2 separate regions of the Homo sapiens genome follow, and region 1 is linked to region 2. The links are chromatin contacts, found by Hi-C or POLR2A ChIA-PET in ENCODE. All regions are on one chromosome and are shown on one strand. Each heading gives the region's core, a stretch centred on a gene start or an enhancer-like site at or near the end of the contact. The rest is flanking DNA. Distances are from core to core; before and after follow the strand shown. Region 1 has its middle 120 kb from the start of RHOU. Region 2 has its middle 24 kb from the start of TMEM78.

Region 1 (5,798 bases), core at 3,170-5,669, 370 kb before region 2:
TCAACATGTGAAAACTCAGTTCCTATACAGTTCTAGCCCCACTCCTGTTCAGTTATTGATGTCATAAAATTATGTCTTTATGCATTGTATGCCCCCAAACAAGTTAATAATTATTTCTTATGCATTAGTCTCTTAAATCATGCAGAAAACAAAAAGTGGAGTTACAACCCAAAAGTTACAATGATACTAGCTTTTGCAATTGTCCATGTATTTACCTTTACCAGAGATCTTTACTTTTTCATATGGTTTCAAGTTACTGTCTACCATCTTACCATTTCAACCTAAAGGATTGTCTTCACTGCAGAGCAGGTCTAGTGGTAGCAAACTCGCTCAGCTTTTGTTTTTCTGGGAATATCTTAATTTCTCCCTCATTTTTGAAAGACAGTTTTGGCAGCTATAGGATACTTGGTTGACAGTTTTTTTCCCTAAACACTTTGAATATATCAACCCACTCACTGCCTTCTGGCCTCAAAGTTTTCTGATAAGAAATATACTGGTAATATTATTGGAGAAAATATGACGAAGGCTGTCTTTCTCTCAGCTTTATAGATACTAATAATGTATCTTATTGTTTGGTACATAACAGAACATTTTCTATAGTATTATGATATAAGTTGTAGTATAATTTTGAGACCAATTATTTAGAGTTTAAAGAAAAAGGAATTGAATATTTTAAGAGTAGACATTATGAGCTCTTTAAAATTCAAAAAATGTTACAGATTGACAAGCTGTCATTGAAATTAAAAGCATCATACTGGTTTTAATTTCTAAGGTAAATATCAATCACTATAACCCACATAAAAAAACCTTGAGTTTTCTTAAGAGCAAAGAGTTCTTCAGATTAAAAATTAAGAAAACTGCTATGAATTATGCCCAGTCAACATAGGTCTATGTCTTGCTTTGACCTCATAAGGAGCCATTGTTAGAGAATTCCAAACACTTATATAAGTTCTTGACTGGGCCTAGGTTTTTGATCCTTTTAGCTCAGCAAGCTGGTGTTTGATGACCTGAGGGACTTTGACCACAGTTAGCTTGTTTGCCCTTGATTTTTTTTCTATTTTGTTATTTTTCCTTTTCTTCTCTCCATATTTTTTCTTATTCTTTTAAAATTTGTTTCTTTATTTTTTAGTTGTATTTTCTTATCTTTTTCTTTGTTCTTTCTTCCTTTTTCTCATATGATGGCCTTTCCATGGGTGTGTGGAGCCTGAGAGTCATTCTCTACCTGATGACCACTGGTCCCTGCCTTTTGTGGGAGAGGACTTTGAGGAGCCGCAGGATCCTCTCTCCCTTCACTTTACATACAGTATGAAGATCCTGAGCTCCGTAGAGCCCTATGAGATGGTGCAGGAGATGAGCCAGGTGACTCAAGCAGCTGCACATGGGAGCGACGCAACCAGCACAATTTGCTGTGTGTACAGGGCATGCCCTGCTGAGAGGGATTTTGTAGAGAAGGAATACAGGTGTGCAAATTGTTGTGGCAGAGTTGTCTTCATGGGGTCCAATTTATGAGGGTATCTGGCACCTCCATGTCCTTCAAAAATCATGTGTCCAAAGTAAATGCTGAGCTTAAATTCTAAAGGACACCAGAGGCCACCTGGGAGACAGGAAAGGAAGTCCACCTGGTCCTAGCTGCAGGCTGGCCCTCTGCCCCGACCTGGGGAGCTTGAGACTGGACTATTTCTCGAGGCACCTCTCCAACTCATGTTCTTCTCTCTTTTTTCTTCTGTGTTTGTGGGGGAACAGAGATGGTTTTCATAAATTACTTGACTTCATTTCTTCCAAATCTTGTAATGAAATTGATGCTCCAGGAAGACACACCATTATTCTGCTGTTTTGCATCCTTCCTGCCCAGAAATGGGGCTGTGGGTACTCCAGTTTGAAAAGCATGTAGTAGTACAGCACTTGGAGTTAATCAGAAAAAGTAAAGAAAAAAATGACTTAAGAGAATTATCATGATCCCCATCAAAAGCAGCTAATTATTCAAAGTAGCAACTGAAGGATTTTTATAAAGGGATATTAAAAGTGGTTCTGAACAGATACGTCTGTATTTGTCAGGCTTCTCCAGAGAAACAGACCCAGTAGGAGATATGTATATATATGAAAGAACAGATTTACTATGGAAATTGGCTCACACAGTTATAGAGCCTGAGAAGTCCCACGGTATGCAAGCTGGAGAACCAGGAAAGCCAGTAGTGTAATTCAGTCCAAGTTCAAATGCCTAAGAACGAGGGGAGCTGATGGTGTAGCTCTAACTGGAGGCTGAAGGCCTGAGGGGAGTTTGAGGGACAACCAGGGGCTCCAATGTCTGAATACCATAGAAGATGGACATCCCAGCTTCAGAAGAGAAAGAATTCACCCTTCCTCCACCTTCTTGTTCCATATGGACCCTCATTGGATTGGATGATGCCTTCCCACATGGAGAGAGAGAGATCTTCTTTGCTCTGGCTGATTCAAATGCTGTCTCTTCTGGAAACCCTTTACAGACACACCTAGAAATAATGTTTCACCAGCTCTTTGGACATCCCTTATCCCAGTCAAGTTGACACATACAATTAAACATCATAAGCTCTGAGCCTTACTGCAGGGCAGAAATGCAGAAATTGTGTGCATTACCTTTCTACACAAACTTTCTTAATACTTTCAGAAAAACTAAGGAGAACTTTAGGCCCCATTGGCCTGTGTCAATTGTGGCTGAGAAGTCTGCAACAGGATAATGAAGTCTTGCGAACCAGGCTGTGTTGGAGTCAGAGAATTGGTATGGGTGTGGTCACCGAAATCAGCTAAGGAGGCCCCTAATCTGTGCTGTCGGCTCTCCTGACTACCTAAGTGCAGGAGTTGGGTCTGTAAACCACAGTGACTGAGACAGATCTCAATTGATTTCGAGGCTTATTTTGCCAAGGTTGAGGAGGCACCAGAGAAAAAGAAACATAAATCACAGTAGAATCTGTATCCTATGCTTTTTCCAGATAGAGTTTTGGGAACCTCAGTGTTTAAAGGGGAAAGAGCAATCAGGAGGGGAAGAAAAAGGAAAAATAAAAGGAGGGAGGGTAGGCAATGAGACAAGTGGTTACAATTCTTGTGAGGCTCTGTGAATCTACATTTTACACCTGAAAAGAAAGCGGAGGAGTCAATTAAGCATTAGTCTGGCACTCAGCAAATCTACATTTTACATAAGAGAAAGTCAGCCTGCGAAATTACAGCTGTCTTGGAACAAAAGGAAGGGAGTTTTTGCATGACTCAGTTTCCAAGCTTAACTTTTCCCTTTGGCATAGTGAGTTTGGAGTCCCGAGATTTTATTTTCCTTTCACAGGCCTTTCCACTGTGGTGTTTTCTTCTGTTTTTTGTTTGTTTGTTTGTTTGTTTTTTGCTTTTTGGGTTTTTTTGGGGGGTGGGGTGGGGTGTGGGACAGAGTCTCATTATGTCCCCTGGGCTAGAGTGCAATGGTACGATGTCAGCTCACTGCAACCTCTGCCTCCCAGGTTCAAGCGATTCTCCTGCCTCAGCCTCCTGAGTAGCTGAGATTATAGGCACATGCCACTACACCTGGCTGATTTTTGTATTTTTAGTAGAGATGAGGTTTCACCATGTTGGCCAATCTGGTCTTGAACTCCTGACCTCGTGATCCACCCACCTCAGCCTCCCAAAGTGCTGGGATTACAGGTGTGAGCCACCACGCCCGACCTTTTCTTCTGTTTATGCAGTGGCATGGAGCAGTCCCTCTAAGAGGGCTGACCCAGGTATGAGTCATTCAGTCAGCCTGAGGGTCCAAGGGCTGCTCCATGGTGAGGCAGACATCCAGAAGGGTCCAGAGGGAGAATCTATGGCAAGAGACAGCAGTCTAGAGGGATGGAAGTGGTGGCAGAAAAGCTGGCTTTTAAAAGGCAAGTTTTTATTCTAGGCTGACTTTCTCTTATGTAAAATGTAGATTTGCTGAGTGCCAGTGAATTTATAATTTTAGAAACCCATCAGGGAGTTTCTAGATGAGTTTCTAAGAAGTCTAAGAAATGTCCAGGAAGGCCCTTAGCCACCTCGTGGAAATTGGGAGAGAAGAAATGTGTGCAGAGAAAAGAGGGATTTTTGATGCAGAGAAAAAGAACAGGTGTGTCCCGGCTGCTGGCTCTGAGTAACCCGTCTAATCTCACTGTACAGAACGTACCTGCACTTTATACTAACAATGAGTGCCATTCAGCGTGCCATTTATGATGTTCACAGTGGCCTTCCTTGGTGTGGTCCCTGAAGCCCTGCAAAGCAGGGACTGTGCGGTCTGAACCAAACAGGGGCCCCTGGGAATAGGGTAGCGTGTTCTGATACCTGAGCTGGTAGTAGAGTCAGAGCAAGAACAAAAGCCCCAGCGAGCAATCTGGGTTCAACCCCTGTCACCTTAGCTCACGTGCCTGCATTGTGAAGTTCACGGTAATAGCTTGACTGCATTCTCGCCATGGTTCTGGGTCAATAAATCAGTCAGTAAGCACTGGGTGAGTAAGTAGTGCAGAGCAAAGTCTGAGCTTGGTGCCACAAGTGGATAAAAAAGAAATAGATGACTCAACCTCTGCTTATAGGGAGGCTCTGATCTAGCTGAGATAGCACAGAAATATTTGGAGAATGACTCTAGTGCAGAACTGAAGGTGCAGAATGACTCTGAAACGTTGCTGCACAGCAGGGTCCAAGAAAGGAGAGGGCAGTGCCAGCTGGGTATGCCAGGAAGGCTTTTGGGAGAAAAATACTGGCCAGGGTCTGGGAGAATCAGCAAACATGCCTGAGGGTAGAAAACCAGTGTCCCAGGACAGGGACCCTGTGCAGCCCTGGGGTGGGCTGGGTGGGACCGAGCCGGCAGTGCCTGCAGGGATGATGGGCACCAGAGCACAGCTCTCAGCCTATGTGTCCCGGAGCTCTGGGCGCTCCCAGGTGTCCTCACTGCACCGTGGTAGCTCCTGTCTCATGGAGCCACCTGTCCTAGCACAACAGCTCCAATCACTGCTATTAGAACAGATCCAAGGGGCAGGCTGGGAGGGTGTTAGGTTCAAAAAGGAGCACTATGTAGAAGCAAGAAAAGAGATGAAAGTTTTGCTCCTATCTGCATCTGGCCAGAGAGCAGACTTTGATTTGCAACACCGTGTGGTCTCTGCAGGATTACGAAAGGGAAGAGGGGGTGGGCGGAAGGCTCTCCTCCCCAGTGCATCATTTTCAGTTTTGTCTTTTACTTTCAAAGAAAGCTGTCTTTCTGACACTGCATTCTGCCCTTTCTGACCCATGTCCCATATTTAAAGGCTTCACATAGACTATATAATCCAAGTTATCCCTCTGTGGAGAAAGTGGCTATGAGAATTAGAGAGACAAAGGGTGTGCTTGTGGGAATGGGATGTAACGTCAGAGCAGGTTCAACCTTACAGCTGTGCAGTCCAGTTAGTCAAATATTAATGAGTCAATTTAATTAAAGATTAGGTCCTCTGTTGCACTAGCCATCCTGCAAAGTCACATGTGGCGAGTGTTTTCATACTGGATAGCACCACAGAAAGTTCTGTTGGGCATCATTGCCACTTGGACCAAGGGATCAACTGCTTTCTGGGTGGGAGAACTGAGGCACAGGGAACCACGGCTTGGACTCCAAACTTAGTGCTCTGATCAGTGTGTTGTCCAAAGCTTCCAGCAGACAAGGATTCAGACCACACAATTCAGGAGCAATAAGATGGCTGGAGTGAACAACAAGTTTCCCTTGACTTTAGAAGAAAAAGATCTCTAAATCCTGGAGATGATTACATGCTTTTCCTGAGGGCTGAGGAAAGAGGAGAAGCAGTTGG
Region 2 (5,776 bases), core at 3,173-5,672:
TATATACCACAAAATTCACCCACTTAAAGTGTACACAGCTCAGTAGATTTTCGTACGTTTCCAGAGTTGTACAATTATTATCACAATCTAATTTAGAACATTTACCTCACCCCATAAAGAAACTTTATACCCAATATCTATTCTAATTTTTTTAATGTCAGTCATAATGAAATGAAATCTATTTCATTCATGGGTCAGAATTGAGAATTGTAAAATCAATGTAGCTGTTTCAATAAAATGTCTCATTTATTCCTCACAAGACCTCAAAAGCAGGTGTTAACTATGCCCAGGTCACAGAACCGAGAGGCAGAGAGACGCACAACATGTCCAAGGTCACACACTCGTAAGCAACAGAACTGAAAGTCCAAGCTGGTCCTCCAGGCACCCTTTGGAGTTCTTCCAGTGGCATTGAGACAGCAAGAGCCGCTGTCTGTCCCCTGAAGGGTGAATGCTGCAGTCACAAAAGCAGGCCGGCCCCACACATATCTTTGCAGTGCTGGGAGCCACCGCTCGTGGTCAGCAAGGTGATCTCACTGCACAAAACTGATTACAATCAGAAATGCTGCCAGACAACCTGGGCTCAGAGCTCAGCAATGAAATTCATAACTGGGCTGAGCTGGGGTGATGCTTAGCACAGCAGGATTCGGAAGATGACTTTGAGAAGCAAACTAATAACAAAAGGCCTTCAGGAAGAATGCTGCCTCGAATTCTTTTAACCTGGAACAGATGACCATATTTCAGAAGCTGCAAACCATCACATGCATATATGGATATTTTTATAGCATTAAACTATTGTTGTCAAGTGAAAATTAGAGCAATTTCAGTGACATGCATCAAAAAATCCTACAGAACAATTAATTGTACAGCATGTTATAATGAAGTGCAGATGAAAAGTTCATGTTTTCTCTCATATCCCAACCCCTCAACGGGTGGAAAGGGGTGTGTGTGTGTGCGCGCGCATGTCTGTGTGTGTTTGTGTGTAGTGTGTTTGCATATATGTATGTTTATGTATATATGGGCATGTTTGTGTGTGAGTGTGTGTAGTGTGTGTTTATGTATATGTGTTTGGTTTGTAGGTATAAGTATGTATATGCATATATTTGTATGTATGTATTTGTATGTTTTGTGTATATGTTGTATGTGTCTTTGTGCATATGCGTGTTTGTGTATATTTGTGTGCATGCTTGTATTGTGTTTGTGTATGTTTGTCTGTGTAGTATGTGTTTGTGTGTGTTTGAGTATATGAGTGTGTTTATGTTTATATGTGTGTTTGAGTGTGTGTGAGATTCTGTGTGTGTGTGTGTGTGTGCTGCAACAGCAGCCGGGGAAAGGGTTAGGATGCATGGAATGGTGAAGGTGCTGGCCAGCCTTCCACTGCACATGCTATTTAATAAGCATATCTGACTCATCCACCACTTGGCTTGTTGGGTGGTAGAGGAGAGTGGAGGTCATTAGGAGAGGAAAGTATATTAGAAATGAGTGTTTTCCTTTCCAATCTAGCCCTATCCTGTTTCTAGATACCTCTAAGTTATTAAAGCAGGTTCCCTTTAGAGATCTGTTTCCTATTCTATAAGTAGAATTTATGTATTTGTTCAACAAGCATTGCCTGAGCACCTTCAGCTGGGACAGACAGCACAAAACTGTTTCATTTTCTCCCAGAAACTCCCTATTGGTTGGCGTCTAGGATCCTGTCTGAGATGTTCATGAACATACATTACCAACTTGGATGCTGGGGAAGAACGGAGTTTGGTCCATGCCCAAGAGCCATGCCAAAGAACCAGAAGCCCTACTCCCAATCTGAACACGCCTGTGCTTTGGGCTCAGATAAACTGACATCGCTCTAACTCCCAATCAAAGCCAGGGTTGGGGCCCCATGGAATAGCAGGGGCGGTGGGTGCAGAGCAGTGGAGCGAGCATCTGATGGGGCAGGGTGCGCACCTCGCCAAAGCTGGGTGTGGCTTTGTCACCCACCATTCTAGGTTAGGCTTGACGTTTCATGGACAATTCACAGCAATGGGGGCTCGCTCTGTAAGATGCAGTGCAGGGTTAAGGGGTGCGGATTGATCCCAAAAGAGAACAGAGCTGGTCTTGATAGAGGTTGGACCGCCTTAGAGCACAGGATGCTGGCACTGAAAAGCAGTGACAGGGCTGGGGTGCAGTTCAGGGCAGCTGGGCCCGGCCAGCAGCAGCTCATGGCTGGCGTCCTCAGCAGCCTCTGATCCCAGTGATGGCGTGACCAGGTCTCCCCTAGGAAATGGGTTCTTTTGAACTTTTCAGAGGTATGAAGGAAAGCCTCCCTTTTTATGAGTTCTGCTGCAGGCAGAGGAAGTGGCTGTGTGCAGAGGAGAGCAATTAGAGGCAAAGGTCGGCAAACTGCTCACCAGGCAGGGCATGCTGCAGCCTGTCGGGGATGGATGGGGTGTGGGCCAAGGCTCTAGTGCCCTCCTGCTGTGGGATCTGGGTGCGGGGAGGAGCTCCTGGACAAAGGCAGGAAGCCACTTCAAGGTATCCCCATTTGGGATGAATCCACTTTGACCCCACTTGCCACAGTACTCTGGAAGACAGTGGCTTGGTCCAGCTCCCCATTCATCCAGTGTTGTTAGGAATGTCTAAGCAGGCCAGGCACGGTGGCTGACGCCTATAATCCCAGCACTTTGGGAGGTCAAGGTGGGCAGATCACCTGAGGTCAGGAGTTCGAGACCAGCCTGACCAACATGGAGAAACCCCAACTCTACTAAAAATACAAAAAATTAGCCAGGCATGGTGGCACATGCCTGTAATCCCAGCTACTCGGGAGGCTGAGGCAGGAGAATTGCTTGAACCCGGGAGGCAGAGGTTGCGGTGAGCTGAGATGACGCCATTGCACTCCAGTCTGGGCAACCAGAGCAAAACTCTGCACCAAAAAAAAAAAAAGAAAAAAGAAAAGAAAAAGAAAAGAAAAGAAAGAAACTTCTAAGTAGCCCATATCTAATCTGGTGGTGGGAGATAGTTAGTTCTTTTTTTCCCCAGCAATTCTGCGTCCCAAAGTGCCCTATCACATCCTAGAGCCACACAGCTCTCCTGCGGGGATCTAGACCAAGATTAACACATGACGTGCTGCATCCCACAAGGTGGACACCCCTTCCAGTGTGCCCAGGATTGAGTGGCTTCCTGGGATGCAGGACTTTCAGGGCTAAAGCCAGAACAAACTGGTCCCCTACCCACATGACCCTTATCCCTCCAGAAAGAGACCCAGGCCTTCAAAGGAAACAAACTAAGCTACCCCTGTGGACAGAAGGCACCTAGACCAGCCCCCCAGTTGGAAGACAGACCCAGCATCATTTGAAGATTAGAGGTGTGGAACCTTCCAGACTAGTCCCCAACCAAACCACTGGTGCCAATCCAGGCCTGAATGGTCCCCTAAGCCAGGCTGAGCCGAGCCTGGGCACTGAGCTGTACCCTCCTCTGAGCCAGCTGAGGTTGTGTCCCCATCCCACCCACCCACCCTCTCTGGGATCCCAGGTCCCTAGAGCAACTCTTGTCACATCTGACCAGGTAGGTGCCTGGGTATGGTGAGGATGCACACCATCCAGGGTGATGCCCACATGGCACTGCCAGTTCTGTGCATCGGGCTATGAAGAACACTCTCGTGGGGTTTATTTTTGCTGACATCTCTTAGCCCTGGTAGGGTGGAGTGGGGTTGGGGATGGGTGCAGTGTGAGCAAATTGTGGCTAATTTTGCTTCTGCTGACCAAGAGACTAGATGAGGTTTATAGAATGCACGTAAAAAGCTGAGGGAAGTGGAATGGGGTTTCCACTGGCCTTCTTTTCACCCTGTGGGTGGCTCAGCCTCCCCTCTGTATATCCCAGCCCTATGCCTACAGAGGCTCCCTTGTACCCACAGGCGTTGGTCTCAGGCCTGGATACAGGGAAATGAAGAGCATGGAGAAAAAGTGAGCAGGAAGGGAGAAGAAAAGGAGGTGGATGGGTAAGGAGAGAAAAGACAGGGCCCCAAACTTGCCTCAGTGCCCTGAGTAAAGATGCTTACCAATTCCTAAATACCGCAGTGGCTAAGAGCTCTACATCTATCAGCCACATGCTGACTCCTCCAACAACTCTAGAAGCCAGGCTGGCTTCTGTCCCATTTTTACATAAAAAGAAACTGCCTCAGAGAAGCTGAGCAATTTACCCACAGTAACACAGCAGTCAGTCTCATCACAGGGAGGCGTGACTGCAAAGCTCTCAGCAGCGATAATATACAGCTTTCTGTCTTTTAAACTTCTATTTGTAGAAGTACACGGTGAATCTCCATGCCAAGGAAGCTTTCTATCATCCTAACTGAAAGACCTACAGGCACCGAACTCATTAACAGAAGTACCTGGGGAGTCAGAACCCCTCGCCTGAGTGCTGGGAACGGCTGATGCGCGCCCCCTGCCGGCTGTTCCGAAAACAATCAAATAACGTGAGGCTGGCAGCCTGGACCGGGATGCTTCACAAAGAAACGAGAAAACGGCAGCCATGCTGAGACTGTTCTGGATTTGGAATATGCAATTCTGGAGACAAGAGAGAAAAGAGAGGAGTAATTCAAAACGGCTAGTTCCCTAGAGGAATGTTTGAGAGAGTGGTTGTAAAATGCAAATGGCCTTTCAGCTTGAAAATTTGCAGTGGCAGGTAGATTCACACAACCTGAATTCAGAATACAAAGAAAAGGCAAGAAATGAGATGTAATCCTTGACTAAAAATAAAAACAATCACAAAAGCCATACATAGATATATAGAAAATGTTGACAAAAACAATATTTGAGTGCTTACTATGAGCCAAGTACCATTCTAAGAGCTTTGCCTTTATTATCTCATCTAAGCTTCATAGCAATTCTATGAAATAATACTGATTTATCAGATGTGGAAAATAGGGCATACAGATGTAAAGCAACTTGTATAAGGCCAAACAGCTAGAAAGTAGCAGTACTTTACAGGGATAGATACAGTAAACAAAAGGCAGGTGGAAGAGGGATTACAGGTTGCTCTTATCCAGAGTGGTTGCAGCCAGGTGCAGTAGCATGTGCCTGTAACCCCAGCTACTTGAGAGGCTGAGACAGGAGGACCTTTTGAGCTCAGGAGTTTGAATCCAGCCTGGGCAATATAGCTAGACGCCCTCCCCCTTCCCACCCCCCCGCCGCCGCCATATCTAAAAAATAAAAAATGTCAGGCGTGGTGGCTCACACCTGTAATCCCTACACTTTGGAAGGCCGAGACTGGAGAATTACTTGAGCCCAAGAATTCAAGACCAGCCTGGGCAACATAGCAAGACCTCTCCCCACCCCTATATGTACAAAAAAATTTTTAAAAATTAGCCAGGCATGGTGGTGCTCCTGTAGCCCCAGCTTCAGGAGACTGAGGGGGGAGAATCACTTGAGACCAGGAGGTTGAGGCTGCAGTGATCACGCCACTGCATTCAGCCTTGGTGACAGAGTGAGACCCTGTCTCAAAAATAAATAAATAAATAAATAAATAAATAAATAAATAAAAATGCTTGAGACCAGAAATGTTTCCAATTCGGGAATTTTTTGGAATATATAAGATATATTCCAAAGTCAACATTTTTAAAAAGATATATAATGAGGTATCTTGAAGATGAACCCCAAATCTTAAGACAAAATTCATTTATGTTTTATATATAAACCCTTATAAACACAGCTTCCAAGTAATTTTATGCAATATTTTTAATAATGTTGTGCATGACAAAGTCTTGAATGTGTTTTGACTGTGATCTGTCACGTGAAGTTAAGTGTGGAAT

What was found. Hi-C counts contacts between places; a loop is a spot of excess contacts on that map. ChIA-PET counts read pairs that join two places held with the same protein, here RNA polymerase II (POLR2A). Pooled maps may share reads with other maps.
Region 1: a map of HepG2 shows a loop between it and region 2 (4-fold over the local background). The contact joins two enhancer-like sites. A Hi-C loop is called at or near these places in 3 of 168 maps with a recorded cell type or tissue (Caco-2, HepG2 and naive thymus-derived CD4-positive, alpha-beta T cell), 11 of 37 single-sample maps with no recorded cell type and 7 of 50 pooled maps. POLR2A ChIA-PET finds 5 or more read pairs at or near these places in 1 of 52 experiments (MCF 10A).

The regions. Positions count from the first base shown.
Region 1 is chr1:228,856,837-228,862,634 of GRCh38, forward strand. No RefSeq gene overlaps it. Among named protein-coding and RNA genes, the nearest start is that of RHOU, 120 kb to the left of the region's middle. Within about 2 kb of position 4,420, at least 9 of the 41 ENCODE cell types and tissues checked have a DNase peak (open chromatin) inside an H3K27ac peak, as active enhancers do.
Region 2 is chr1:229,223,234-229,229,009 of GRCh38, forward strand. No RefSeq gene overlaps it. Among named protein-coding and RNA genes, the nearest start is that of TMEM78, 24 kb to the right of the region's middle. RefSeq lists enhancers at 1,657-2,230, 4,821-5,546. Within about 2 kb of position 4,423, at least 3 of the 41 ENCODE cell types and tissues checked have a DNase peak (open chromatin) inside an H3K27ac peak, as active enhancers do.